3 separate regions of the Homo sapiens genome follow, and regions 1 and 2 are each linked to region 3. The links are chromatin contacts, found by Hi-C or POLR2A ChIA-PET in ENCODE. All regions are on one chromosome and are shown on one strand. Each heading gives the region's core, a stretch centred on a gene start or an enhancer-like site at or near the end of the contact. The rest is flanking DNA. Distances are from core to core; before and after follow the strand shown. Region 1 overlaps LOC107984402 (a long non-coding RNA gene). Region 2 overlaps LOC107984402 (a long non-coding RNA gene). Region 3 has its middle 200 kb from the start of SORL1-AS1.

What was found. Hi-C counts contacts between places; a loop is a spot of excess contacts on that map. ChIA-PET counts read pairs that join two places held with the same protein, here RNA polymerase II (POLR2A). Pooled maps may share reads with other maps.
Region 1: a loop to region 3 is called in a map with no recorded cell type, with 3 times the contacts of the local background. The contact joins two enhancer-like sites. A Hi-C loop is called at or near these places in 8 of 168 maps with a recorded cell type or tissue (PC-3, PC-9, Right ventricle myocardium inferior and 5 more), 4 of 37 single-sample maps with no recorded cell type and 11 of 50 pooled maps.
Region 2: a loop to region 3 is called in a pooled map, with 3 times the contacts of the local background. The contact joins two enhancer-like sites. A Hi-C loop is called at or near these places in 4 of 168 maps with a recorded cell type or tissue (PC-3, PC-9, Right ventricle myocardium inferior and 1 more) and 7 of 50 pooled maps. POLR2A ChIA-PET finds 5 or more read pairs at or near these places in 1 of 52 experiments (activated CD4-positive, alpha-beta memory T cell).

What each region holds. Positions count from the first base shown.
Region 1 is chr11:121,884,321-121,887,881 of GRCh38, forward strand. All of the region lies in intron 2 of LOC107984402 (a long non-coding RNA gene), which reads left to right. Among named protein-coding and RNA genes, the nearest start is that of MIR125B1, 210 kb to the right of the region's middle. Within about 2 kb of position 2,128, at least 7 of the 41 ENCODE cell types and tissues checked have a DNase peak (open chromatin) inside an H3K27ac peak, as active enhancers do; they include heart left ventricle and heart right ventricle, where a contact is called at or near this core.
Region 2 is chr11:121,902,395-121,906,101 of GRCh38, forward strand. All of the region lies in intron 2 of LOC107984402 (a long non-coding RNA gene), which reads left to right. Among named protein-coding and RNA genes, the nearest start is that of MIR125B1, 200 kb to the right of the region's middle. Within about 2 kb of position 1,862, at least 2 of the 41 ENCODE cell types and tissues checked have a DNase peak (open chromatin) inside an H3K27ac peak, as active enhancers do.
Region 3 is chr11:121,654,285-121,657,935 of GRCh38, forward strand. No RefSeq gene overlaps it. Among named protein-coding and RNA genes, the nearest start is that of SORL1-AS1, 200 kb to the left of the region's middle. RefSeq lists an enhancer at 1,553-1,762. Within about 2 kb of position 1,792, at least 35 of the 41 ENCODE cell types and tissues checked have a DNase peak (open chromatin) inside an H3K27ac peak, as active enhancers do; they include heart left ventricle and heart right ventricle, where a contact is called at or near this core.

The DNA.
Region 1 (3,561 bases), core at 878-3,377, 230 kb after region 3:
CTGATAGTGTTTAACTCCCAATGTGAACTTGAAAAGTCAGTTATACTAGGTCTCAGCATATCCATCTGTGTAGAATGGGATTGCCTTTACATCAGAATGTTAAAAGGCCTAGAGAGAAGGCTCTGGGAAGAGGGATCTGTTTGGGAAAGAGCTGAGTTCTGCTTGTGTTGTAGCTTTTCTGCAGTTATTACTCACCATGGTATCCCTAGAACTTAGCAGAGTGAATGGCACTTAGTAGGCACTCAGTATGCATCAAATTTTTTAAAAAACGAACGGATTGAGGCTTCTGCACTCATTCAATCTCTCAAAGGCCATGTAAGAGTTTTTCAAAGCTGGGAGAATAACTATATTTCTTTTGTGCCTCCCAACTTTCTTTCCCAGCACTTAGTTTACAAACATCTTGGCTTGGGCCAAAGTCTGTAACACATCCTTTGCCTGTCCCACTTCTCTGCAGTTGGCTGTGAAGTGGGAGTTGTGTGTGGTTGGCTTAAGACCCTGAGTCATACCCAGGGTCCATGGTGAGCAGTGGCATGGACAGTCACCCAGGCACTGGCCTTATATACTCGGGAAGCTCATGCCTTTTTCCACAGAGCTCAGAAGTGAATGATTAGATGAATGAGTAAATGAAAGAATCAATATTATTCTTACTGACAAAATACACGCTTGCTTATGACAACTTTGGTAAAGGATTCTAAGACTTCTGTTACTAAAACATTCTCTACCATGCCCTCCTACTGCCTGTGATCACAACAGAAGAAAGGAACCATTGAATGACAAAATCCTATGAGATGTTGATTTTAGATGGCAAAAGATTGGAGAAAGTTATTCTAGGTGGGAAAAACAACAACAAAGGCGTAAAGGTAAGGAAAGGACATGTTTGTGTGAAGGATAGGAGACCAGTTTGACTGAAGCCCTTAGTGTGGTTGGAAACCATAAGAAGAAAGGTTGTATAGGGAATGACGTTGATTGATGGAGGATCTTCAACATTAGAAATTCAGGATATGCCATTTACTTTTGTATCTTCAGTGCTTTGCCCAGAACATGACAGAATAGGAGCTTCATAAATGTTTACTGAATGAGTGAATGAATAACTGAGTGGATGGATGAATAAATGGATAAATGAGTAAATTTAATGGGAGAGAACACGTTTAAGCTGAAACCAGTGAGCCTGGAAGAATGGGAAGGAGAGAAATGGGAAGTTTAGGCACAGTAAGTTGAGATAATGGTAGAATCTTTGCATAGAAATTTCCCATAGGAAGCTATTTGGAATTAAGAAGAGAGCAGAGAGTTCCTAGGTTTGGAAATGTGTGAATCATTATTGCAATGGTAGTTGAAACCATGAGCCTGGATAAACTCTTGAGGGCAGGTAATGTAAAAGCTGAAGAGCAGAAAGAAAGGACTGAGCAGGGGTTTACACTTTCAGCAGTGGTGGAAAAATAAGTTAGAGGAGAAACCACAGAGTTTGGGAAACCAGGAAAACAATGTCGAAGAATTCTAGATAGAGAAATATTTTTTTTTAAAGAAGTTTGAAGGGTGACTGTGAAACAAGGTGGCAAAGCTCAGAGGCTGAGTTTGTGGAAAAGGATGTTTCCTAATTAATCGCGGACAGTAAAGGCAGGTAGAGGCAGGGTTGGCATCTGCTGGCAAACCAGCAGAATACAGGACATTGGCATCTGGGGCCGAGGAGATTGCTCTGAGTATGGGAAAGCATCTGCAAAGCTGAAGTTTGAAGCCCCATGCCTGGAATAGAAGTGTTCTTGGAGAAGCTGAACAGATGCAAAGAAATGAAGAAATGCAGAAGTAACTCATTCTTGGGGCAAAGATTATAAAGGAGGTTTAGGCCAGGCCTAAGAATCTCACATCTTAGCAATTCTTTCAAGCTGTATCACTCTCAGCTCTCATGCAGTATAAGCAGCCAAGTCAATTAACAGAGAGCTCAAGACACCATCTAGAAAGGAAATCACTAAAAACAATAAAAATTTAAAAATAGGAAGTCAGGATCTCTATTTGCTAGATCAATGGCTATAAAAATCTGAGGGAGACTGAAACCTCTTGGCTCTCGTTATCTTTTTCCTGGGATGGTGCTCCCTTTGGAGCAAGAGTAGCAGAGGCCGAGCCAAGGAGACGATGCCCTGGCCCTCTGCCAGCCTTGGATAGAGGTATGTTTTAAAAAGGGAGGAAAGAGACAGCTGACAGCCTCTGAGGCCTGCAGGAAGAAAAGAAGGAACCATGTGTAGGAATCAGTCCAGGACTGAAAAAGCTGCCTGAAGGCGTAGCCATCTGCCCTTGCATATGAGACCCGGGGAAAAGTCGATGCCGGGTTACACCAGTAGCTAACCACAAGGCTTCAGAGTCCTACAGACCCAGAGCCAAACTGTGCCTTTTCCACTCACCCGCTGTGCCCTCTTGGACAAATTGCTTAATCCTGAGTTTCTCACCTATAAAATAACAATAATAAAAACAAGAGCAACAATAATAATAGAATCTACCTTTCAGACTTCTTGTGAGGATTAAATAAAATAATTTGCCGGGTTCAGGACTCAGCACTCAAAAAATGGTAGTTTTTAGAAAAGTAGGTTCTTAAAAGGAACATTAACTCTTTGGATCCTGTAGTCCTATTGGATAACAGTGGCTCCAGCACCCATTTACCTAAGTCCTGGCCTTCCAGGCTGCTAAACAGACCCTGGGCACTAGAATATTCTCTGTGCCAGGTCACAAGAAGGGTATGTCAGTAGTTTTCCAGGATGGTAGGCAATCTATGGGGTGCCATTTAAAGCCAAGAAACTCAAATGAGACCCAAAGGAGAGAAATCCGCTAATGAGTCCATCAAGATAAAGAGGTAAGAGTGTCAGCTTCTGACCATCTGTTTTGTTCTGGCAGCACATGCTGTCCAGACCCTACTCCCTGCGCCTCATCCAAAACTTGCCAATGCCATTGATTTGTATTAATCTGATTGAGCATTCATTACCCCAAGTACCAACCTGTCACTGTTTGCTTAGCTTGCATGAAATCAGAGCTACACAAAAATCAATGTGTGAAATCTTTGTATCAACATATAAGAAATAAAAAGGTTTATGCTGGCAGATGCAGGTTTTTAGACAGATTAAAACTGACAAATTGGCACGATCCACAATGAAGGCAATGATGAGGTGCAGTGAAATGTCAAAGGTTTTGAAAATGGCATGCTGAGGAAGACATGCATTATTGTCAGGGGGAAAAAAGGAAAAAGAGAGGGTTGTTTATAATAAAAAGCATTTGGATTTGCACAAAGGCGGATGACTTTTTTGAAGAAATAACTTGCAGTCAGTAAGGCTGGTGCAGTGTGATTGTTCTCCAAGAAACCAACAAGAAAAGACAAGGGGTTAATGCTTGAGCAAGGTCACAGTGTGCAGTAACAGTGCCAGGACAGAATGGAGGAGGCTGGACGCTTACTTCCGCCAATCACTGAACCCTCTGACACTCAGAGGGAGAGACTCTCACCTCTTGCCCTCCACATTGACTTCTCCTTCTCAGGGAACACTTCCCTTTCAAACAATCACAAACCCCTGACAGAATTCTAAA
Region 2 (3,707 bases), core at 612-3,111, 250 kb after region 3:
GACAGCTGAACATAACCCGACGGCACAGGAGTGATGGGATGATCATATGTTCTGTTTTGCACCATGTAAGGCAGTTGAAGTGCAATTCAGCAGATCAAATGTAACTCTTCTTGGCTTTTGCTCTTTTTCTTTTAGGAAATAAATATTTCAAACTATTTCCAGTATATCCTGTCATATAGGTCAAATTTTCAAAATACTTGCATTAGTAAGGGTTCCCTAGAGAGCAGGATGTATATAGAGAAATAGATTTATTATACAAAATTGACTCACATGATTATGCAGGCTGACAAGTCCTCAGATCTGCAGTTGGTAAGCTGGAGACCCAGGAGAGACAATGTGTAGTCCAGTCTTAGTCCCAAGTCCTGAGACCCAGGATAGCTAATGGTATAAGCTGCATCCTAAAAGCCGTGGGCTCAAGACCCCATAAAAGTCAATATTTCAGTTTGAGCCTGAAGGTCAGGGAAGACTAATGCCCCAGCTCAAAGCTCATGCAGGGGCAATTGCATCTTACTCATGAGAGAGTCAGCCTTTTGATCAATCCAGGCCTCAACTGATTGAATGAGACACATCTGCTTTAGGGAGGACTATCTGCTTTACTTATTCTAGGGAATCAAGTGTTAACTTCATCCAAAAACATCTGCACAGACACATCCAGAATAATGTTTGACCAAATATCCAACTGAGCACCTTGAGGCCCAATCAGATTGACACATAAAATTGTTACAATAATGGAGTTGATTTTTACACAGCTAAGACTATGGACTTTTGATTCTGAATGCCTGAGTTCAGATGCACACTCAGCTGTTTACTAACTACATGGCCTCAGGCAGGTCACTTTATTATATCAGGGCCTCAGTTTCTTCAGCTGTGAAATGGAGATAATAATAGTTACTCTATCACAGGTTTGGTATAAAGATTAGATTAAGAAAAATACTTAGCATAACACTTTGCCCAGGATAAATTCTCAGTAGTAACTCTTTTATTCCTCCCTCCCTTTATTCTTTCCTTCTCTATACACTTTTAAACATACAATGTAGGAAGTATAAAGATGAATGAGATGTGATTCCTGCCCTTGAGGGGTTTATGATATAACACTGAAGGACAAGGCTGTGAACAAGAACCGTGTGTATAGATTCAGGCTGGGCACAGTGGCTCACACCTGTAATCCTAGCACTTTGGGAGGCTGAGGTGGGTGGATCACCTGAAGTCAGGAGTTTGAGACCAGCCTGACCAACACGGTGAAACCCCATCTCTACTAAATACAAAAAATTAGCTGGGTGTGGTGGCACACATCTGTAATCCCAGCTACTTGGGAGGCCGAGGCAGAAGAATCGCTTGAACCCAAGAGGCGGAGGTTGCAGTGAGCCGAGATTGTACCATTGCACTCCAGCCTGGGCAACAAGAGAGAAACTCTGTCTCAAAAACAAACAAACAAACAAACAAATAACATGTAGATCCTGAGACAGAAGTATGAACACTCCACTGTAGGGGCATGAAGCAGAGCTATGGAGCAAAATAGTGAAATGTTCTGCACAGCTTGTCATTCTGGTACAAGGTGTAGAATGGAGATTTTCATCTGGAAATCTGTGGGTATGAAAACCAGACTGGGACAGTAACCAAAAACTTCCCCTCAACACCTCCTAGCTCCTTCCTCTTTTTACAGCCAGGCTTCCAGAAATGGTCTACATTTCATCTTCCCACCATGAAACCTCCCCTCACTCCCAGACCTGCTGCAGTCAGGCTCCTGTCTCTACTCTTCCACTAAAACTTCTCTTTTGGAGGCCAACTTCAGCAGTCTCTCTTAAATTCTTACTCTGCTTTTTTGATTGACCTTGTGCCTTCCTCTTTTTTGAAGCTGATTTCTGTTCTTTTTGTGGCACGGCTCTTTTCTGTTTTTCCCCCTCTGTCTCTGACTTGTCTTCCCTTCCACCCACCCCTTAAGTGCTGCACTTCTCTCCGGTTCCTCTTTTGAATACCTTTTTTTTTTTTTTTGAGGCGGAGTCTTGCTCTGTTGCCCAGGCTAGAGTGCAGTGGCACAATCTCAGCTCACCACAACCTCGCCTCCCTGGTACAAGTGATTCTTCTGCGTCAGCCTCCTGAGTAGCTGGGACTACAGGCACGTGCCACCATGTCAGTCTAATTTTTGTATTTTTAGTAGATATGGGGGTTTCACTATGTTGGCCATGGTGGCCTTGAACTCCTGACCTCGTGATCTGCCCTCCTCAGCCTCCTAAAGTACTGGGATTACAGGCATGAGCCAACACACCTGGACGCTCTTTTGCATATCTTTTTTTTCTTGGCCTATGCTCCCAGGCTGGCCTCAACTCTGACCTCAACTATCATTTGTGTGCTATATTTTCAACTTAGTTTTCCCTCCTGGATTTTTTTTTTTTTTTTTTTTTTTTTGAGACAGTTTCACTGTGTCACCCAGGCTGGAATGCAGTGGCACGATCTCGGCTCACGGCAACCTCTGCCTCCTGGAGTCAAGTGATTCTCTGCCTCAGCCTCCCAGGTAGCTGGGGTTACAGGCACATGCCATCACACCTGGCTAATTTTTGTATTTTTAGTAGAGTCGTGGTTTTACCATATTGGCCATGCTGGTCTCAAACTCCTGACCTCAGATGATCCACCTGCCTCAGCCTCCCAAAGTGCTGGGATTACAGGCATGAGCCACTGCACCCAGCTCCTCGATTGTAGATGCATGTTTCCTGAATGATTCACCTAGATATTCTGTACTATTAAATACCTCAAATTCAACATGTGTTCTTGATTTTCATTTCTGACACCTTCCTCAGCCAACCAGGCCAGAAACCTGATAGTCTGCAGGTTTCCTATCCACATCCTCTCAATTCTATGAACAAAATGTCTCTCAAATTTGTGATCTCTGACCTTCCTTGTCTTTCTCTTGTCTCACTGCAATAGACTCCTGAATGACCTTAATACCTCCAGGCTCTGCTTGGTCCTGGCTATGGACCTCACACAGTCCTCTTAGACATGCATCTGATCAATGGCAACAAAAGCCAAAATTGACAAATGGAATCTAATTAAACTCAAGAGCTTCTGCACAGCAAAAGAAACTTCCATCAGAGTGAACAGGCAACCTACAAAATGGGAGAAAATTTTCGCAACCTACTCATCTGACAAAGGGCTAATATCCAGAATCTACAATGAACTCAAACAAATTTACAAGAAAAAAACAAACAACCCCATCAAAAAGTGGGCGAAGGACATGAACAGACACTTCTCAAAAGAAGACATTTATGCAGCCAAAAAACACATGAAAAAATGCTCACCATCACTGTCCATCAGAGAAATGCAAATCAAAACCACAATGAGATACCATCTCACACCAGTTAGAATGGCGATCGTTAAAAAGTCAGGAAACAACAGGTGCTGGAGAGGATGTGGAGAAATAGGAACACTTTTACACTGTTGGTGGGACTGTAAACTAGTTCAACCCTTGTGGAAGTCAGTGTGGCGATTCCTCAGGGATCTAGAACTAGAAATACCATTTGACCCAGCCATCCCGTTACTGGGTATATACCCAAAGGACTATAAATCATGCTGCTATAAAGACATGCACACGTATGTTTATTGATCAAAGCCCACTCTTGCTGAAAACCCTTCTGTTGTCCATTAGTTTAGGAAAAAGTCCATACTCCTTACTCCAACCTTCAAGGCTCTTTACGATCTGATTTGTACCTATC
Region 3 (3,651 bases), core at 542-3,041:
GGAAGAAGGGATGGAATGGAGAGGATCCGTTTCCTTTTTGAACTTGGGAGTTTATAGGTAAGTGGGCAAAAATGAGCCTACGGAAGAGACTAACTTCGGTCCGGATCAGCAGCATTTGCTCTTCTGGGAACCTCAGCTGTGGGCAGCAGAGAGCTGAGGGTGTGTTTGGTAGCTGCGTGTAAAGGGAGGCACTGTGCTTAATGAGGTCTGCAAGCCTCGATCTTTTCATTTGACCCAGGTTTTTCTCCCTTGGATTAACCTCTCTGTGTGTTGTTGGGAAGTACTGTTCATCTGGTTGTAGCTCAGAATTTTGTACCTGGCCCAGAGGAGATTCCTGGGAGTGGAATCTAGGTCCCCACCCAATTCTGATTGTGAGTAATGGATGCCGTTTGGATGGGAACTGTAGAGGATTTATCTTTAACGCCAGAGGGCTGGAGGTCAGAGCTGAAGCAGGTTGATTAAAATCAGTTACTCAGGGGATTTGACTACACAACCCAAAACACAAGCTGGAGGAATCCAGCTTCTTCTCAGAACTGCCCCCAAATACTGAGGAAAGGTAGATTCGAGGTCTGCAATCCTCGCCTTGCTTCTCAACTCAGAGCTGTCATTGTCTCAAACACGCACTTGACACTAAACATACATTTTTCTCTGACATATTTGTATTGTTTTTTAAGCTGTATGACAAATAGTTATGCTGAGTGAGTTCCGGGCACCTAGCAGGCAGGCAGTAAATATTTGCTGTACATCGAAAGAATGCCGTTGGCTTGGCTGTCAGTATGGCTCCGATTCAGAACCATCCCATTGCTGGGTTCTTGAAGCTGGGAGGATTGCACGTTGAAGGGCTGGTCAAGCCCTGCCTGACCAGAAAGGTCTCTGTGAATACTTTGGTCATAGAGACCAGAAAGGTCTCTGTGAATACTGGAACATTCTCAGACATGCCGAGCAAAAGCTACCATCGCAGGCAAGAGGGACGGTGGGGGGAAGTGCAGCTGGGAGTTTTCATAGAGACGTGGTTCCTTTGTTCTGGTAGATTTCAGCCAGAAAGAACAGCAAATTTTTACTGTCTGCAAACCACTAAGGAGCTACTCCCCTCCCCCTTTACCTCCTTCCTTCCCAACCTGGGAATTCATTTGCTGCTTCTCTCTCCTCCTCCTCTGCCCTCGGGCAGTCCTCAGGGACAAAGCTCTTTGTTGTGAACACTCCGAGACAATACGGGATTGCACAGTCCCCAGGGCACAATCGGGGCTGTCCTCCATGGAGAGTGATCGCCCGGGCAGAGACCCCCACCTGTTGATCTCCCCCTTCCCGGGGCGAGTGGCAACCTGCATTGTGCTGGGGACGCACGCGTTTCCACAGCAGGCTCAGCAGATGGTGCTGGTGAGCAAAGCCATTCCCGTCCCTCTCGCGCCCCTCCCCACCGCCAGAGCCTCGCTGGTCTAAAGCAAAAACAGATGTTTTCATCATTTCTGGATCTGGCATGTGACTCGCAGTTCAGCAATGCGCCGACATAACCCAGAGTTGTACGTCCCCATCATCCCCCGCAAAATAAAAATCCTGAACTTAAACGAGCCTTCCTCCTAGGCGAGCCACTGACACATGATCTGTGTAATCCACCCGGCACGTGTTTAATCGGACTCCAACTGCAACTGCCTTTGTAGCCAGCCCCGGCTCTATAATTGGGAAGTTGTCTTTTTTTCAGCGAAGACACGGGACAGCCAGACTAGCTATCTTTACACCAAGGGCTGGGAAGAGGCGCTAGCCTTTTAAAATAGCCCTGGTCTGGCTGGCTGGCGAACCTGTCTGCGTGGGAGCCGGTGAGCGGGGCCAGAGCAAAACAGGAAGGCCGCGGCGGCGCACCCTGTTCCCGGCGCCCTCGGCAGGTGGCAGCATTGGCCCGAGCTGGCCTCTGCCGCTGGCCAGCCCCAAAGCAGGGCCCTTTTACTTTCGGTGGCCTCAAAATTATTAGTTCCAGATGAGTTCTTGCAATTGTAATATTTGGTTTAACCCAATCTGCCCGACTGCGTCAGCGCACGTTCAAATACAGCCGTCTGAAGTCTACCCAGACATCAGAGGCATGTTTCGGGGGTGTCAACATTCCTTACCCTTTGAAAGAATTAAAGCAAAACAAAACAAAACAAAAAAAGGAGGCTGATTTATCCCAAAACGAAAGAAGGGTGAACAGGCGTGGGGCTAGGGTGCCTGAGAGGGAGCGAGCAGTGGACATTCAGGGAAGGCGTAACAATGGAACTTTGTCCAGGAGGCCCGCTAGAGTGGAACTGGATTTATTTGTTGAACTAGAAAGGGACCTCTAGGTTCTTTGAAGGTTAGAGCAAATAAGCAAAACTGGCGTGCATTTGGTTTACCAACAGCAGAGTCCTTCAAGTCACGTAGGCTGCTATTGTCAGACACAAAACGCGTTGTTTCTGGGGCTGGGCCTCTGCTTAACACTTGGCTTGGTGTCCCAGGAAGGGGGCAGTGGAGGAGGGGGCTCCCCATCTTAGCACACAGCTTTTAGGGGCACTCTGAATGTCTGCCAAGGATGTAGACTGGGTTTCCTAAGGACAGCAGCCTAGGCCGCAGAGGACTCGTTTAGAAGACAGGAGCCCTCCTGCAGGCCCTCTGGCGAGTGGACTGGCTGGAGTCGTCAAGTGTCTTGTAAACGGCCCTGCTGTGGTTTTACTGCAACACCGTGGAGCTGGACACGGGGGAGACTAGGGACCCATCCCGGTGGTCTCAGGGTATTACAGATGCATGAGCTGAGGCTAAAAGACTCCCTCTGACCCCCAGGGCAGAGCAGCAAAATGTGCAAAGGGAGCCCAGAAATCCTGCTCCAACCACCAGCCAGGAAAGGGTGTCTCTTCCCTTAGCAGAGATGGAATAACCTGGCCTTGAAAAGACAGCCTCTGTCAAGCAGTCCCCCACACCCCTTCCCCCTGCCTGCACCTCACTTTTAAATCTGTGCTCAAATTCTTCAGTAAGATTCCTGCTAGTCGACTACAGGGAGCCTGACCGTTTCCCTGCAGGTCTCTGGCTCAACATGGTACTGATCAAAAGCTGGCACCAGTCTGGCAGATGCTTTAAGTCCTGCATGTCGGGAGCTAGCGGCTGGTGCTGGCATCAGCCAGCCAGGCAGACAGAGTGGCCATCTTGTTAGATGTGGTTGGGGCCTCGCTCATCACTTACCTGCTGCAGGGGCCACCCCACTGTGTGGAGGAGGCGTAGGAAAGATGGTGGGACCTCCACACATCTGTTCCAATACCTCCAGAGTGTTTAGGGACCCAGACTTCCTGCTATCCTCCTTTCAGTCTGAAAACTACATGTGTCCCTGCAGATTGTTGGGAAAGTGCTGATTGTCTTGGCGGGAGCCTCACCCTGATCCTAGAGGGGACTTGGCCTTGGAGGGAAATAGGCAAATTAGGCATTCAGGTGAGTACAATGGTTCGAGGCCTGTGTGCGTAGAATGGCTAAGGAATTCCAGTATTCCTTTCCATTGCTTCATTTACTTTATTCCCTTCTGAGAATCAGTTTTTGGACATGCTATAATCCAGAAATTCTCAGTCTTGCGTACTTAAGAATTGCCTGGACCCTACCCCCAGAGCTGCTGAAATCACAATGAAAAGGGGTTGGGGATAGGGGTCATGATTTTACTCC